Regions from separate parts of the Homo sapiens genome. Here all the other regions are linked to region 3. Evidence: read pairs that join two places in POLR2A ChIA-PET (ENCODE). Cell type or tissue: Panc1. All regions are shown on one strand. Region 1 overlaps LINC02520 (long intergenic non-protein coding RNA 2520). Region 2 holds the start of LINC02520 (long intergenic non-protein coding RNA 2520). Region 3 has its middle 7.5 kb from the start of MDGA1.

Evidence for each region. Peaks named below come from ENCODE experiments on the same cell type or tissue, not always from the same donor. Only the 100,000 strongest peaks of a DNase experiment are listed, where the experiment ranks them.
Region 1: POLR2A ChIA-PET joins it to region 3 with 22 read pairs; 5 of 35 experiments call an interaction of 5 or more read pairs at or near these places.
Region 2: POLR2A ChIA-PET joins it to region 3 with 27 read pairs; 8 of 35 experiments call an interaction of 5 or more read pairs at or near these places.

What each region holds. Positions count from the first base shown.
Region 1 is chr6:37,536,273-37,541,272 of GRCh38, forward strand. It overlaps LINC02520 (long intergenic non-protein coding RNA 2520), which reads left to right. Exons shown (of 4, transcript NR_126057.1): 4 at 1-8. Among named protein-coding and RNA genes, the nearest start is that of MIR4462, 17 kb to the right of the region's middle. RefSeq lists enhancers at 143-690, 1,736-1,965. In Panc1, CTCF peaks have their summits at 2,049 (motif pointing right) and 2,273; a DNase peak (open chromatin) is centred at 2,029; H3K27ac peaks cover 4,022 bases.
Region 2 is chr6:37,502,477-37,507,476 of GRCh38, forward strand. LINC02520 (long intergenic non-protein coding RNA 2520) reads left to right here and starts at 4,872. Exons shown (of 4, transcript NR_126057.1): 1 at 4,872-5,000. In Panc1, no CTCF peak of the experiment used is centred here; no DNase peak of the experiment used is centred here; H3K27ac peaks cover 2,629 bases.
Region 3 is chr6:37,702,872-37,707,871 of GRCh38, forward strand. No RefSeq gene overlaps it. Among named protein-coding and RNA genes, the nearest start is that of MDGA1, 7.5 kb to the left of the region's middle. RefSeq lists a silencer at 2,705-2,964. In Panc1, a CTCF peak has its summit at 2,704 (motif pointing right); a DNase peak (open chromatin) is centred at 2,611; H3K4me3 peaks cover 784 bases.

The DNA of each region.
Region 1 (5,000 bases), 170 kb before region 3:
GCAGCTTGGCCCGGGAGGCGTGCATTATTTACCAGGGAGGCTGTCCGTACTGCGCACCAGAGCTGACAGCGCTCCGCGGGGTCCCTCCTGTCCCTACAGCCCCGCCTTCGCCCGCGGTGCGGGGTCTGGAGGCAGTGGGGCGGGGGCAGGGGGTCACTGGAGCAGCCCCGCTCTCTCGGAGTGACCGTTTCCTGAACGCAATATAGCCCGGAGAGGACCCAGTGGCGGAAGCGGCAGCTGGCGATGAGGTTGGGGGTTAGTAGGTGGGAACAAGTGCTGAGCCCGCAGCTCCTCCTGGCTCTTAAGGACACCCAGACCCTCCTTAGCCGGCCTATAAGGGCCCTTGTTGCGCGCGCGCAGGGACCCACACAGGGCCTGCCCAGGGGTGCAAGGCTGGTCCCTGGCCCCTGGCCAACTGTTAAAACGGCTAGCAGCCGGCTAACCCCACCGGCAGGCTCCAGGATTTAGCCTGTGGCGGCTGGTGGCGGAGATGGAGGGAACTCAGGCTACCCTCTTCCTCGGGCCCTGGAAGCTGCGTGCGCCTCAGCTGAGGCCTGATTTCGCCGTGGCTGGGGGCTGGGGCCGGAGTTGGGCCCGGCTTCTCTCCGGCTCCCCCATTACGGTTTGGCATCAGCATCTAGATTGCAGGTTACTTCTGCTTTTATCCAAAGCGGTCCTTAAGGGAGATGGAGTTCTGATTGAAATCCAGTCAATTGGCGCCGTGGCTCAGAGGGCCCAGCGTGAGCACACTTGTAGGGAAATTGCCCTGGGTCTGAGAGGAGGGGCAGGGGTGGGGGAGGGAACAGGACCCGCAGGCCTGCTCTGGAGCCTGTGAACGCGCTGCTGCGAGGACTTTAGCGGATGCGCTCAGGTCGGTATCCGCGGGAGTCCTGGAGGGAAATCCGCTCTCCTTCTCCAGCTCCCTGGGATTGATGGAACCAGAAACCTCAAGCAAGGGATCCCCAGAGGTCACTGCGTCCAGTCTCCAGCCTCAGACAGTGTCTGGGTAGTGGAGGAGGGGCCGAGTCTGTGGGACCGAGCTGTCTGCTTTGGTGGGTGAAGGAGGGTGGACTTCTGGGGTCTGGGTTGAGATGTGGATTAGTTCCAGGACTAGTTCCTGTTACTCGTAGGCGGGGAGAGGTCATGGTCCCTGCTGAACACATCTGGCTGTGTTCAGTCCTGAACTGCCCTGGGCTCCTCAGCAGTGTGCACAGGGGTCTGGCCTCCAAATTTCTTGTTAACAGCCCATCAGGAGCTGGAGGAGCTGGCCTGGCCTTCAAGGTGTGGAGGGGTTCCTGGAAGGAAGCAGATGGGCACACGGAGGAGAAGAATGACAAATCCATGCTTCCCCAATGCTGGGGAGAGAATATGGTGGTGGGGAGGAAGCATGGAGACCAGAAGCATTCCCGGGAATGCTTCTGGAAGTATCCCAGAAATGTCAAGAGCTCATTCTGCCAGCTCTTCCGGGGCCAGCAAAGAACATACATATCATTTCTCCATCCACTTTGGGACCTGCCTGAGATGAACATATGTTTTAAAAGGAATCCCAATTGCTGCAGGAGCAGATGGTGCTACAGGGGCAGGCAAGGGCAGGAGAAAGGATACTGGCTGGCAGTAGGGTAGGAGTCCTGGGCTCTGCCTCGCCCCTTCCTCTTACCAGCCGTGTGAGCTGTGTGGCTGCGGGCAAGTCACTCCCCGGCTCTGTGCTGCCCCATTTTCCTTGTGAAGAATGAGTGGGTCCCCTGTAGCATGCAGGATGAGCTGAGGCCTCACTCCCCTGCGGTGGAGAGGACAGAACACTCTCTCCATCAGCAGGGAAGACAGATTTTCCTATTTATTAGCCTGTTCAGCTGGCAGACACAGGGACTGTCCTCTAGGCCATGGGGTGGGGAAGAGGGGGACAGAGCCCCACACCAGCCCCCGCTGTGTCCATCCTCTGCCTGTGGCTGTTTGCCTGATTGATTTGTTTGGTGGCCTCCCTGGCTGGGATTGGGTCCCTGTGTCCTCCTGCACATTTGCCTCTGGTCCCTCTCTGTGTGGTCAGGAGGGGGAGCTCTAGGTGTAGGGGCGGAAGAGACTGGAACATCTATCCATCACGGACTGACTCTTGGGCTTGGTAAGGATCCTAACAACCACCGGGTCCACCTGCCACCTTGTGCTCCGGGCCCCTCCCCAGAAGCTCCCCCTGCAGTGGGAGGCTCACTGCCTCTCGCTGAGCCACTCCCAGAAAGTTCACCCTTTTCTGGATCCCAAGTCGAGTCCCTTGTGTCATCTCTCATTCATCCTAGCTCTTCTTGTTGGCCTAGGTGTGAACTCCATGCCTACAGGACCACCCTTCAGATATTTCAGGGCAGCGATCTTGTTCATCCCCTACTCCACCTTCTTGGGGCAAAACCTGCCTAGTATCCTCCCTGCTGCTTCCCAGTCCCCTCACACTCTAGCTCTGACAAGAAGTGATTGAGCTTCCAGTCAGATGTCAGAGGCCCTGGTCTCCAGGGAGCTTCTAGTCTGGGAGATAGTCTTCCTAGGACCTAAAGAATGAATAACAAAATCACACAGGCATTTGGGACTGTTGGATTTCCAACTGGTATGGCTGCTGGTCTGGAAACCTCCTCAGAGGTGAGTGGGTTTAGTCGTCTTCCATGTAGAGAAGTCTTCCTGTTCTCTCTGAAACAGCTATGCTCCCCCTCCTCAGAGACTGTGGGACTACTGGGTGCTCCGATGGCGCTGGTGCCTGCTCCGGAGAGAAGTGGGAGAGAATACTTTCCAGTTCTTCCCACCTCCATCCCCATCCATCCTGGTGTGGGTACCACAGAAACCTGAGGTCCAGGGGGAAGCTTTCCACAGTGGGACCACCTCAGTGTCTTCGGTCCCCAGGGCACCTACTTTTTCTCCTGACTTCCAGAAGATGTTCCCAGAGGGGCTGGTCTACGCTGCAAGAGTGGGCCCGCCACATCTAGGCCTCCACCCCGCCCCCAGCTCTTAATTTATTATTAACTCTGGAACTGACTTTGAAATTATGGAAGGCCATGTTGTTTCTTTCCTCTGCATCTCTTATGGTCCCCAAGGGGAGGCGAGCTGAGAGTGCCAGATACACAAATATGCAGCGAAAACCCTGTGGATTTTTGGTTCTAGCAAGGGGAAGGAAATTAGCTGTAATAAGCTGCTGTCGCCTCACTGGAAAGCCTCCAGCACAGACCCTCGGAGGGGCTCCTGGGCCCCCTTCCTCTGCTCTCCCCACTTCCCGGCTGCATGGCTGAAGATCTCTGTCTTCAGCTTCCCCTGCAGGGGAGTGGCCTCCTCCCCACCCAGTCCTGTGACATCACTGATGGAGATGATCAATATCCCGGGCCTGTGAGGAGGAGGAGGAGGAGGAGACTGCAGGCACACAGAGAAGTGGTCTCTGGCCTCTTCCCAAGCCATTAGCTTGAATGGTGGTAGGAGAGGCAGGTGGGAGTCAATTTCCATTCTCCTAGAATTACTGGAAGGCAGAGGGTTATTTGGAAGTTTCTGAAAGGTGTGAGGTATTCATTGGCCCTCACACAAAAGGATCAGTAGGCTCTGGTCTTTCCTTTTTCCTCTCCTGAGGAGAGCCAAGGGCTAAAACCCTTAAGTGACTACCCCACAGCAACAGCTGCACTTAGGCAGAAAATAGCCTGGGCTGTGACTGGAGCCCTGGAAGGAACTAGTTCTAGCCCTTTGCTGGCTAACTTGGCCCATCCTGATCTGGCATTGGGCTTCTCTCTGGCTTCTAATGCAAAGAACATAACTCAATCAAATGGCAGATATGATGTTAAGCATTCATTGAATTGAGTGGTTAAGTTCCCCCATAACTTGCTGTGTGACCTCTGGTGAGTCACCTAACCTCTCTGGGCTTCACATACTTTATATGTAAAAGGAGAGCAGGAGTGAGATGAGTGCACCATTTCTAAGACCCAGGAGTAATCATGCTGGGACACATGTTTTATAACCGTGGCCCAAACGCTCTTTCCTTCATGTCCACCAGCCAAAATGTTGGGCCTCACTTGCCGGTAATGCTATTACATGGAAGGTTTTACGGCCAACAGGACAGTCATGAGCTTTCACTACTAATAATTATCTTTGTGATTTAAAATTTTAGCAATAAGATGGATTCTTACCAATATTACTATGTATTAGTCTGTTTTCACATTGCTGTAAAGAACTACCTGACACTAGGCAGTTAATAAAGAGAAGAGGTTTCATTGACTCACAGTTCAGCGGGCTGTATAGGAAACATGGCTGGGAGGCCTCAGGAAGGTGCATGGGAAGCAAGCACCTCTTTACATGGTGGCAGGAGAGAAAGGGCAAAGGGGAAGTGCCACACACTTTTAACCAACCAGATCTCATGAGCCAGCACTAGGGGGATGGTACTAAACCACTAGAAACCACCCTCATGATCCAATCACCTCCCACCAGGCCCCACCTCCAACACTCGGGATCACGTTTCAACATGAGATTTGGGTGGGGACACAGAGCCAAACCATACCATACCGTATATTTTTACTTTTTAAAAAACTTCCTAAGATTTTTCCCTTGGAGAGACAACAGGCTGTAAGAGTGAAGAGTGTGAGCCCAGGAGTCTGTCTGCCTGGATTTGAATCCTGGCTCTGCCACCTACCAGCTTTGTTATCTTGAGGGTGTCCCTTCACTTCTCTGTGCCTCCGTGTCCTCATCTATAAAGTGAGAAAAATGGCTGGGCGTGGCGGTTCAGGCCTGTAATCCCAGCGCTTTGAGAGGCTGAGACGGGTGGATCACCTGAAGTCAGTTCGAGACCAGCTTGGCCAACATAGTGAAACCCCGTCTCTCCTAAAAATACTGTAGTCCCAGCTACGGGAAGCTGAGGCAGGAGAATTGCTTAAGCCCAGGAGGTGGAGGTTGCAAGGAGCCGAGATTGCGCCACTGCACACCAGCCTGGCTGACAGAGATTCCATCTCAACAACAACAACGACAACAAAAAGCAGCGGGGAAAATAATACAAC
Region 2 (5,000 bases), 200 kb before region 3:
CATGAAATGATGGGCAATCTGTTGTCTGTCTTCCTGAAGAGCCTCGTGTTTTCCCAACCAAACCTTGTCCCACAGGTCTGATAATGGGAAGAAATGCTTGAAGTGGGGTTGGAATGAGAGTCTATGTGGGTTGTAGTGAAAGGGGAGGCTTTTAGAGGGAGATCAACCTGGATGCCAATCCCAGCTCTGCTTCTTAGCAGCCTGTGATGTGAGGCAAGATACTTCAGCCCCGTAAGCTTCAGCTTCCACATCTATAAAACAAGCACATCATACCAAACTCATAGGGCATTTGTGAGAAGTACTAAGTGGCGGGTGCTGTGGCTTGTGAGTGCCTAGGAGAGGCTCAGCAGGACTGATGAGGCTGCTGCCAGCTTGTCGTTATAGGGTTTTGTTTAGCAATTGTTGCCATGGGTATTTTTTGTTATTATTTTGTTTTCAGTTTCTATCAGCTTTGACACTATTGTATCTGTTGTTATAAATTTGGGGCAAATACTTGGGTGGTTTCCTGCTATCATGGGTGCATAGTTCACTGCAAAAAGGCAGCCCCTTGCAAACACAAGCGTTTCTCTGTAAACAGGAGATGCCCTCTCCACCTGTCTATGTGTCCTTCCTGCTGAGACCATCAATTACGGGTTTCCTTTGCCCCAGACATCGCAGACAATAGTGACCTGCGTGGTGTCAGGGAGGATGCAAGCACCCCAGGTACCCCACTGAGGTCCTTTCATCCCCCTGGCACATACAGAGACCCAGCCTGGATTCCCATGGAGGCTGTTTGCTGAGCCTTAGAGCAGCTTGACTTGCCTCCATGTTGGAAATTCTGCCCATGAGCAGATGGATTACTGTGGGCCAGCTGTCTGTCTGTCTGTCTTTATTACCCCAGGGAGCTGTGGTTCTGAACCTCCTATTGGGGGTTTTAGAACTAAGTGTTTCAGGAAAGTCGAATGCTGCATTGACAGACAGGAGAACTGGAGTCGTTCCTGGCTAGCCCAAGTTCTCACTGCATGACCTTGGGCAGGTCAAGCCTCCTCTTTGGCTCTTAATTTTGTCTGCTCAATGGGTACAGTGGGGAGAACGAGACAGTCACCCTAGGTTCCTGTTTTTCATGACCTTGTTATTTGTAAGACATAACGAGGAAGACATAAAGCTTCCTTGTTAGCTGTAAGGGAGACATATAAAGTAAGAACTAACGATTACCTCAAGATCTCTTTAATCTAGTTAGAGAGACAGACTGACAACATGAAATAGTGCATGCCAGACATCATATAATTAAATGCCAGCTGTCTGGTACTCACTGTTGATGCATTAGGAGTGCAGAAACAAGAGAATGGGGTGGGTATTTGGGGATGGCTTTGTGGAGGCTCTGGGTCCAGGAGGACAGATGAGATTGCGTCAGGCAAAGATGCAGGAGAGGGCATCCCAAGTGGGAACCCACAGGGCTTCCTGTGCCAAGGAGGGGCGCCCTTTCCAACTTTGCATGAAAGCAATTTATACGCTAGCCACATCCCTGACTTATTTGTCCTAGAGACCCTGGGAGACCATTTCCTCTATCCCATGCCTCCTTCTGGGTTTGCCTCAGCTGTGGGGCCCAGTGTTGGGTCCCCATCGCTGCCCAAAGGGAAGCTTTTCAGAGCAAGAATGAGGGAGAGTGGCATTGCTCACTGTCAGAAGCATTTCAGGCAGGAAATGAAGAATTTTTTAGGTGGCTAAAAATACTGTGAAAGCTGATTTATGTTTGCATTTTGTTCCAGGACAGCAGATTATAGCCCAAGTTCTGAGGCAAAGGCAGCAGCGCCTTTATGGCCTGCTTGGAACAGTTTTATGTCTTAGTGAGTTTTATACATTTCAGCTAAGCCAAGATGCTAGAACTTTTTTGTCCATATATTTCACTGGGGAAAACTCACATACCACTCCTTGCACCCAACCTCATGTTACCATGCAAAAAGAAAGAAAAGGAAGGAAGGAAGGGGAAAAGAATGTGCTTGCTATTTAGTTGGTATCCAGTTTTTAGTTAACGTAAATCAAATTGTAGACAGTGAATCCACATGAAACTGAATTAGACAGCCAGTGACATGAAAACCAAAGGATCTCTATATATTGTTGAATATGCAGACCACTCCACCCTGCAGCATCTTTTTTTTTTTTTTTTTTTTTTCTGTCTCACTCTGTCACCCAGGCTGGAGTGCATTGGTGCAATCTCAGCTTACTGCAACCTCCGCCTCCTGGGTTCCAGTGATTCTCCTGCTTCAGCCTCTCGAGTAGCTGGGATTACAGGCACCCACCACCACGCCTGGCTAATTTTTGTATTTTTAGTAGAGACGGGGTTTCACCATGTTGGCCAGGCCGGTCTCGAACTCCAGACCTCAGATGATCTGCCTGCCTCGGTCTCCCAAAGTACTGGGATTACAGGCATGAACCATCGAGTCTGGCCCACCCTGCGGTATCCTCTTGATGAGAAGAAATTTCTACCAGACATTGGTGCTGAGCTAAGCTCTGTGGCCTTTCCTGGCATGCTGATATTCTCTTATCCTATGACTACTGTATCTTTTGTAACTGATCATGTTTCCCACTTTGTTCATGAGAAAGCTCAGAACCAAACTTGTTCAGGGACTTTGAGCATAAGTTTCCAGGTACAAGAATTTTCCCTGGCTTTATTTGATTTTTCTACCCGTGTTTTCCCTCCGCTCTATCCCCTTACTATTTTTATCCCACTATATTGTGTGCATTTTGCTAAGCTACCTCAAATCCTTTTTTGAAACACAAAGGAGCATAAATAAATCAATAAATAGATCCTGTGTTTGTAAATATGGCACTTTGTTCTTTCTACAGCAGTGTTTGTATCCATTAACTCTGTGGGTCCTCACATACCTCTGTGAGGAAAGTAAGGCAGGCTCCATTGCCCCAATTTTCCAGACATGGAAAAGTTTGCAGAAGAGGATACTCACCCCCTCCCTCTGTATAAAAGACCATATGAGCCTTTCTGAAGAAAACGAGAGTAAGAAACTAACAGCCTATTAGGTGACTTCTTAGTAGATATAGATTGAGGAAGGAGAAAACCAAGGTTGCTCTTGCCAGTTGGAAAGGATACAAATTGAGGTGACCCAGGCTTCAGAGAGTCCCCCAGAGTTCACGTCGGTGTTGCCATCTCCCCCAACCACCCCACCTTCTTATAACAGATCCACTCCCACTGTTCACATGGGTGGCATATGATCTAAGCGGGGCAGCCAGTCATAGAACCACATGTCCCTAGCCATAGTGATTAGTTCAGAAGGGAGGACTCATGATCTGAGCTAGGCCAATAAGAATCCTTTCCTGAGATTTGTTTCACCTGTAGCTGGGAAAGGAAATCCCACCTTAGCTTTGGTTGCAGAGCAGCTGACGTGTGATCCTGGAACTGCTGGCAACAGTGTTCTCTTCCTGAGAAGAAGCTCATGGAGTATGAAAGAGGGCAGGCAGCCAGCACAGGGCAGCAGCAATGAGAGACAATGAGGAAGACTGCCCTGGGGGTGCTTGTTTGAAACTTGAATTCCAGGTGCCCTAGCCTCACTTTTGCCCCTCGGAGAGTGGAGGCCAACAAATTCCCTCTTTTGAGTGAGCTAATTTGATCTGAGTTACTTCATTTACAGCCCACAGATTTTTTGATTCATGTAGTTTTTAGACTGAAGGAATAAACCCAGAAGTTTGCTTCTCTGGTGTCCAAGTTTTGGTTTCCCACCTCTGTGGGTCTCAATGTTCAGCTTATCCGAGAGGTCTTAGGCCCTGGGAAGTAATAATAATAATGTGTCTATCTACAACTGGACCACAAACAAAAGTACTAGAACCTAGTTCAGAGCGTGGATCTGACTCTGCTCTTCATCAACTGTGTGACCTTGGGCAAGTTATTTAACCTCTGAGCCTCAGTTTCTTCATCTGTGAAACAGAGATCATAGTAGCAGCTACTTCATAAGGCTCTTGTGAGGATTATACATAATAACCCTTTTCAGCATATGACGCTATGCCTGGCATCTAGTTAGCACACCACAAATATAGTTCAATTATTATGGATAATTTTATACACAATATCCCTCAAACAGTTCTATGAATAAGGCAGAACACAGATTCTCATATCTGTCTGGGCAGCGAAGACTGTGATGCTTAGAGGGCCGTGACCCACTAGGTCACGTAATAAGTGGAAGAGTCTGGATTCTGGACACCAGAATCAAATCCGGAGTCCCCCCACTTTGGACTTTGCTTCTCAAATGGCATTGTGTTGGCAACTGTCAGAAGGCCAATTTAATAGCTTATAAAGGGCACTGTCCCTCCAGGGACAGTGTTTATTAGAGAAGTCAGATTCTGGCCAGAATGCTGCTTGGTGGGGACAGAAGATTGGCTCTGGAAAGATGTCCAGAGAAAAGACTGCTTAAGCTGAAGTCCCCAGGCACCCCTGGCCAGTGTCAGCACACCCTCCTTCTCCCCGTCTTCTCCCTCGCTGCCAGCTCCTTGTACCCGCACACTTTACATATGAGAATTCTAAAAGACAGACGGTCAGAACCAGAAGCTAATATAGGGATCACTGTAGTCCACTCAGCCTTTATTAAACAGGCATAGTAGATGTAATGATGAGCCAGACACAGATCAAATCTCTCATTTACAGATGAGAACTGCGAGTCTGGGAAGGAAGGTATCTTCCCTAAGGTCTACTGTGAATTAGTAACTGCGTTAGGCACCTTCTAGAGAATATCTGCCTAGCTCACAATAGGCCCCCTTTCCTGAGGTTTGTGTGATCCCACCTACCCAGTCACAGCTGATTCGATCAGAGGAACACACCTGACCAAAGCTGGGCCAATCAGATTTTAACTCCCAGGAATCTGACCCTAGGATGAGATGCTGATCATAGTTAGCCCAGGGAGGAAGGGGACAGAATGACAGCATGGTTATATCAATGGTCCAATTCTTGGTTCCAACCCTTGATTGTCCTTCGAGAGCACCACCCATTCCTTACAACACATCTCTCCGCTTCATTT
Region 3 (5,000 bases):
GGGGAAGAACGCAAAGGAGACAGGAGTCCCTCTCCCACTTCTGGCCACTATGTCACGACTACACCCTGACTCATTATGTGACCTTCCCCTTTTGGCCTCTGGATTCTCATTTCCACAATAAGCACATGTGCCTGGACCACCTCTGAGACTGCTCCCAGCACTAGACTCCAAAGCCTTGTGAGCTCTCTCCAAGGCCTGATATCTGGAGCCATCATTTCCCAAGTGAGGGTCACCTGGGCTTCCTTTGTCTACACTAATGTTGGAAAAGGGGAGGTTTTGTTTAATTTTTTTGAGTTGATGGTTCAGTAGATCACAAGTAATTTTGTTTTATACTGATTTGAGAAATTTATGGTCTTCCCACTCTGAGCAGGTGTAAGGGACACTGGTTTACCAGGCTCTGCTTCCCCACTGGGGTGGGTCTGGGAAGAAGCAAATGGGCTGGAAAAGTGGAGTTCTTTTGACTCTTCATTAACTTAACAAATATTCATGGACCCAAGCATTGTGTCTATATAATCCTGGGCACCCCATTGTGCTGGAGGCATCCAACAGCTAAAGACACAGCCCTGCGCTCAGGTAGCCCAAGTCTGATAGAGGAGACAGCCCTGGCCCTAAGGGCCCGTAGTCTGATGGGGGAAGACTGCTATTACAGGGTTACAGATCCTGGAATACAAATGGAGCCAGGCTATAGATCTAGGGACAGATAGATATACTATAACAGCAACCAAGTGTTCACTACATGGGTAAAAGTGAAGAGGATGGAGAACTAGGAAGGCACTGGCTGGTTACTCTGATTTCTAGGCTCTTACTGAACATTTTGTTTTTTTTGTTTTTTTTGTTTTTGAGACAAGATCTCACTCTGTTGTCCAGGCTGGAGTGCAGTGGTGCAGTCAGAGATCACTGCAGCCTCAAATCCCCAGGCTCAAGTGGTCCTCCCACCTCAGGCAACCAGGCTTGAAAAAAAAAAAAATTTAGCCTCCTGAGTAGCTGGGATTACAGGCACCCACCACCATGCCTGGCTAATATATATATGTATATATATTGCATTTTTAATAGAGACAGAGTTTCACCATGTTGGCCAAGCTGGTCTCGAACTCCTGACTTCAGGTGATCCCCCCGTCTTGGCCCCTAACCTTTCTTCAAGCCTGGTTGCCTGCAGCTTTCCAAATTTCAGCCAAACCCAAGGGAAGTAGTCTGTGTTTTACTTGGGTATTTTCTCCTAATGCAAATGTCTTTCTGGGCTCCTGGGAAAGAGGCCTGTTTGAAGGAAATACTGTTAAGCTGGCATGCAGCCGTTGGCACCCACAGGGAAGAGCACCCTCTCTCTGGAAGCCAGGCTCCACCCCAGCAAGAAGTCCCAGCCCCATCTGACTCCACTGACCTCCCCTAGGGAGGTATCTCTGACTAAGCAGACTACAGGGCACCTAGAGATCAGCTCCTCTCCAAAGGCCCCACCTGCTACTCTGGCCTCATGAATGACACCCCTCCACCCCAGGCTTAGAGTGGGCATTCGTTCTCTGTGCTTTGTTTCCATGTGTGCTGTGAGCTCAAGGGTAGAGTGAGTGTCCTGCTCATGTCTGGACTGCTCACAGTACCCAGTGCCAAGCTGAGCACACAGTAGTTATTTGATTTATGCTCATTAAAATGAACTGTGGCAGGGTGTGGTGGCTCACGCCTGAGTTCCCAACACTTTGGGAGGCCAAGGTGGAAGGACTGCTTGAGTTCAGGAGTTTGAGACCAGCTTGGGCAACACAGTAAAACCTTATCTCTAAAAAAAAAAAAAAAAAAAAAAAAAAAAGTCAGAAAATTAGCCAGGCATGGCGTCATGCGCCTGTGGTCCCAGCTACTTGGGAGGCTGAGATGGGAGGTTCCCTTGAGCCCAGGAGGTCAAGGCTGCAGTGAGCCATGATCACACCACTGCACTCAGCCTGGGTGACAGAGTGAGATCCTGTCTCAAAAAAATAAATAAAAATAAAATAAAATGAGCTGAGTTGGTTACACTGACTAACTCAAACAAAAGTAGGCTTTGGGCAAGACCTAAATTACCAGGATAACGGAGGCCCAAATTATCCAGACAATATGTAGATTACGGACAAATACAAATAATGAAGATCGAAGACATGTTTGAGTTATGTACAGGCTGAAGGAAAACTGATTCTCGGGGAAGGGAAGCAGGCAGGTGAGGCCCAGGGTTTCTGGGAAACCCCTGTGTAAACAGTGGCAGGGGGTTAGCAACCCCCACTGCTGCTTCCTTCTGAGATGCTGTCTGGGAGGAGAGGTCTGAATCAGGTGCGTTCCTAGAGGCATGGGGGCTCTGCCAGGCTGAGGGTGGCTCTGTCCTCAGGCATCTGCTCCCAGGCCTCAGCAGCCCCAGTGGAACGCATCAAGTTTCGCTGAGCTGGTCTTTCTAACTTTCTCCCCGGCAGCTCCGCGGGAAGCAGGATCAAATGTTCTCCAGCCTGAAAAGCCCGGCTGGGGTGTGAGGAGAAAGGAGAAGGGGAGGAGGGGCGGCCAATCTGCGGTATTGGAAGGGGAGGGGCCGGGGCCGGGCCCCAGGGACAGGCCTCGTGACTCTCCTTGCTCCCTTTCTGTTTAACCCTCCCAGCCAATTCTTTTTCCTTTAGCCATTAGCTCTTTTTGATCCACGTAAAAGGGGGTGGGGGGCGGGAAATCTGGCGTGGACTTGGAGGCGTTCAGCACACCCGCGACCGCTGCGTGGCATAAACTACAGGGGGCGCCATTCACATAGGATACGACAGACATGGCGCCCGCCCCCTCCGCCCCCCCAGTACAACGTGGGGGCCCTGCTGCCACGCCCTCGGGTCTGACCTGACCCCAGGACAAGCTGGCGGGTCATCCTACCCTGTACCTCACTTCCCTCGCTCCTTCTCTTCCCAACCCACCCCCAAGCCCCCGCCGCCAACTCCTGTCTTGGCCCCTCACCCTCCAGGTCGCTCTTGTTCTGGCCCCCACTCCTGCAGGCCACGCTGCGGATGGTTCAGAGAGAGACGGGGGCGGGGGAAGGAGCCATCGGGCCTTCTCCTGCGCATGCTCGCTGTGAGACGAGCGCTGTGAGCCCTGGGGACTCGCTGCCCTTTTGATTAACTCGTCTTATTACGTGGCTCTCCCGGCTCTCCTTGGGGACCCTCCATGCCCACCATCCCAGGGGGCCTTTGGGATCCATGCCTGGCACGGGCTTGGAAGGAATCCCCAGGCACCGGCCCACTCAGTCACTAAAGGATGATCCGGCCTGCCCATCTGTCCCCCTTTTCATCCTCTAACCCAAGGTTTATCTGAAGGAGCGTGCTACAATTCATAAGCATCAAATGCCCATAATAAAGGCCATTTGCTTTCATGACCACCTTTGTCATCTTCATTTTAGAGGGGCAACTGAGGAACAGAGAGGTTCAGTCACAGATAGCTAGTAAGTTGTGTTCAATCGAACTAGAGAATCTGGCTCCAGAGTCAGAGTCTATACTCTTCACCACTACTTGGTGCTGCGTCTCACGAAGAAGTGGGGCCAAAAACTGGCACACTAGAGCTGCGCTGGCCAAGGCATAGCTACTGGTAGATATTTATGTCAGTTTCTCAGTCACGCTGGCCACATTTCAAGTGCTCACAGTCACACTAGTGGTTACCGTGTTGGACAACAAAGATATACAACATTACCCTCATCACAGGAGTTTTATTGGACAGCAGTGCTCAGAAGTCCTTAATTTTTATCCCAGCACTACTGCTTACTAGCTGAGCGACCATGGCCGGTTACCTAACCTCTCTGTATCTCAGGTTCCATAAGAATGGTGCAAGGCCAGGCATGGTGCCTCATGCCTGTAATCCCAGCACCTTGGAAGCCTGAGGTGGGAGGATTGCTTGAGCCCAGGAGTTCAAGACCAGCCTGGGCAACATAAGGACACCTCATCTCTGTGAATCAAAAATTTAAGAAAACTAGCCAGGCATGGTGGCACGCACCTGTAGTGCCAGCTACGTGGGAGGCTGAGGCAGGAGAATCCCTTGAGCAGGTCAAGGCTGCAGTGAACCATGATCAAGTCACTGCATTCCAGCCTGGGCAACAGAGTGAGACCCTGTCTCAAAACAAGAAAGTGCCAACCTCATAGGGCTGTTAGAAGGATTAAATGAGAAAATGTATATGAAATGTGCTAGGCATAGTGCCTGGCATATAGTAAGCATACTAAACATTATTATTTTGTTAGGAATCATAAGCCAGTCCTTTATTTAACAAAGTGGGTAGCTAAAGACCAGAGAAACTAAGGAACTGCCTCAAAGCCACACAGCAAATTAAATGCCAGAAGCTGAGGCTCCTCATTCTTTTTTCTCCACCACATGACCTAATGATATCACTACAGCCAATAAATGACTTCCGAATTTGGCCCTCTCGAAAATGTTGTAAGGTGGTTAAATGAGGTTTCATCAACCTTACTGTACAGATTAAGAAACTGATGGGCCCGGTGCAGTGGCTCATGCCTGTAATCTCAGCACTTGGGAGGCTGCGGTGGGGAGGCAATTAGAAGTCAGCTGAGGGCAATGAAGTTAGGATGAGGGGACAGAGGCTGGGTACCAACCCATCCTACTAGAGCGGATATGACATGACCCGTTTATTGTGTCTTACCCACAAAATGGAGCTTCTGTCAGGGAGGATCTTTGTCATGTTCACTGCTATATCCCGCATAGCTTAAAGGGTGCCTGGTAATCAAGAAATGGTTGTTGACTGAGTAGATGCCCATTTTTCAGATAAAGATGGTAAGGCTCAGAGATGTGAAGGACTGTGCCCAAGATTGGATTTATTCATACGAGAGGAATTTACTGAGCATCTACTTTGGGTCCACATGTCGAGTCTCTCTGACTCCAATTCCTGGGCTTCCCTTCAATACCTCCCATCTCCAACCCGCATTCTACAAAGGGGAAGGTAGGGCTGCCCTGACTCCATCCTATTCCCCCGGCACGTAAGTGCTTCTCTGTCTTTGGTTGACCTGGCAAGGAGAGGC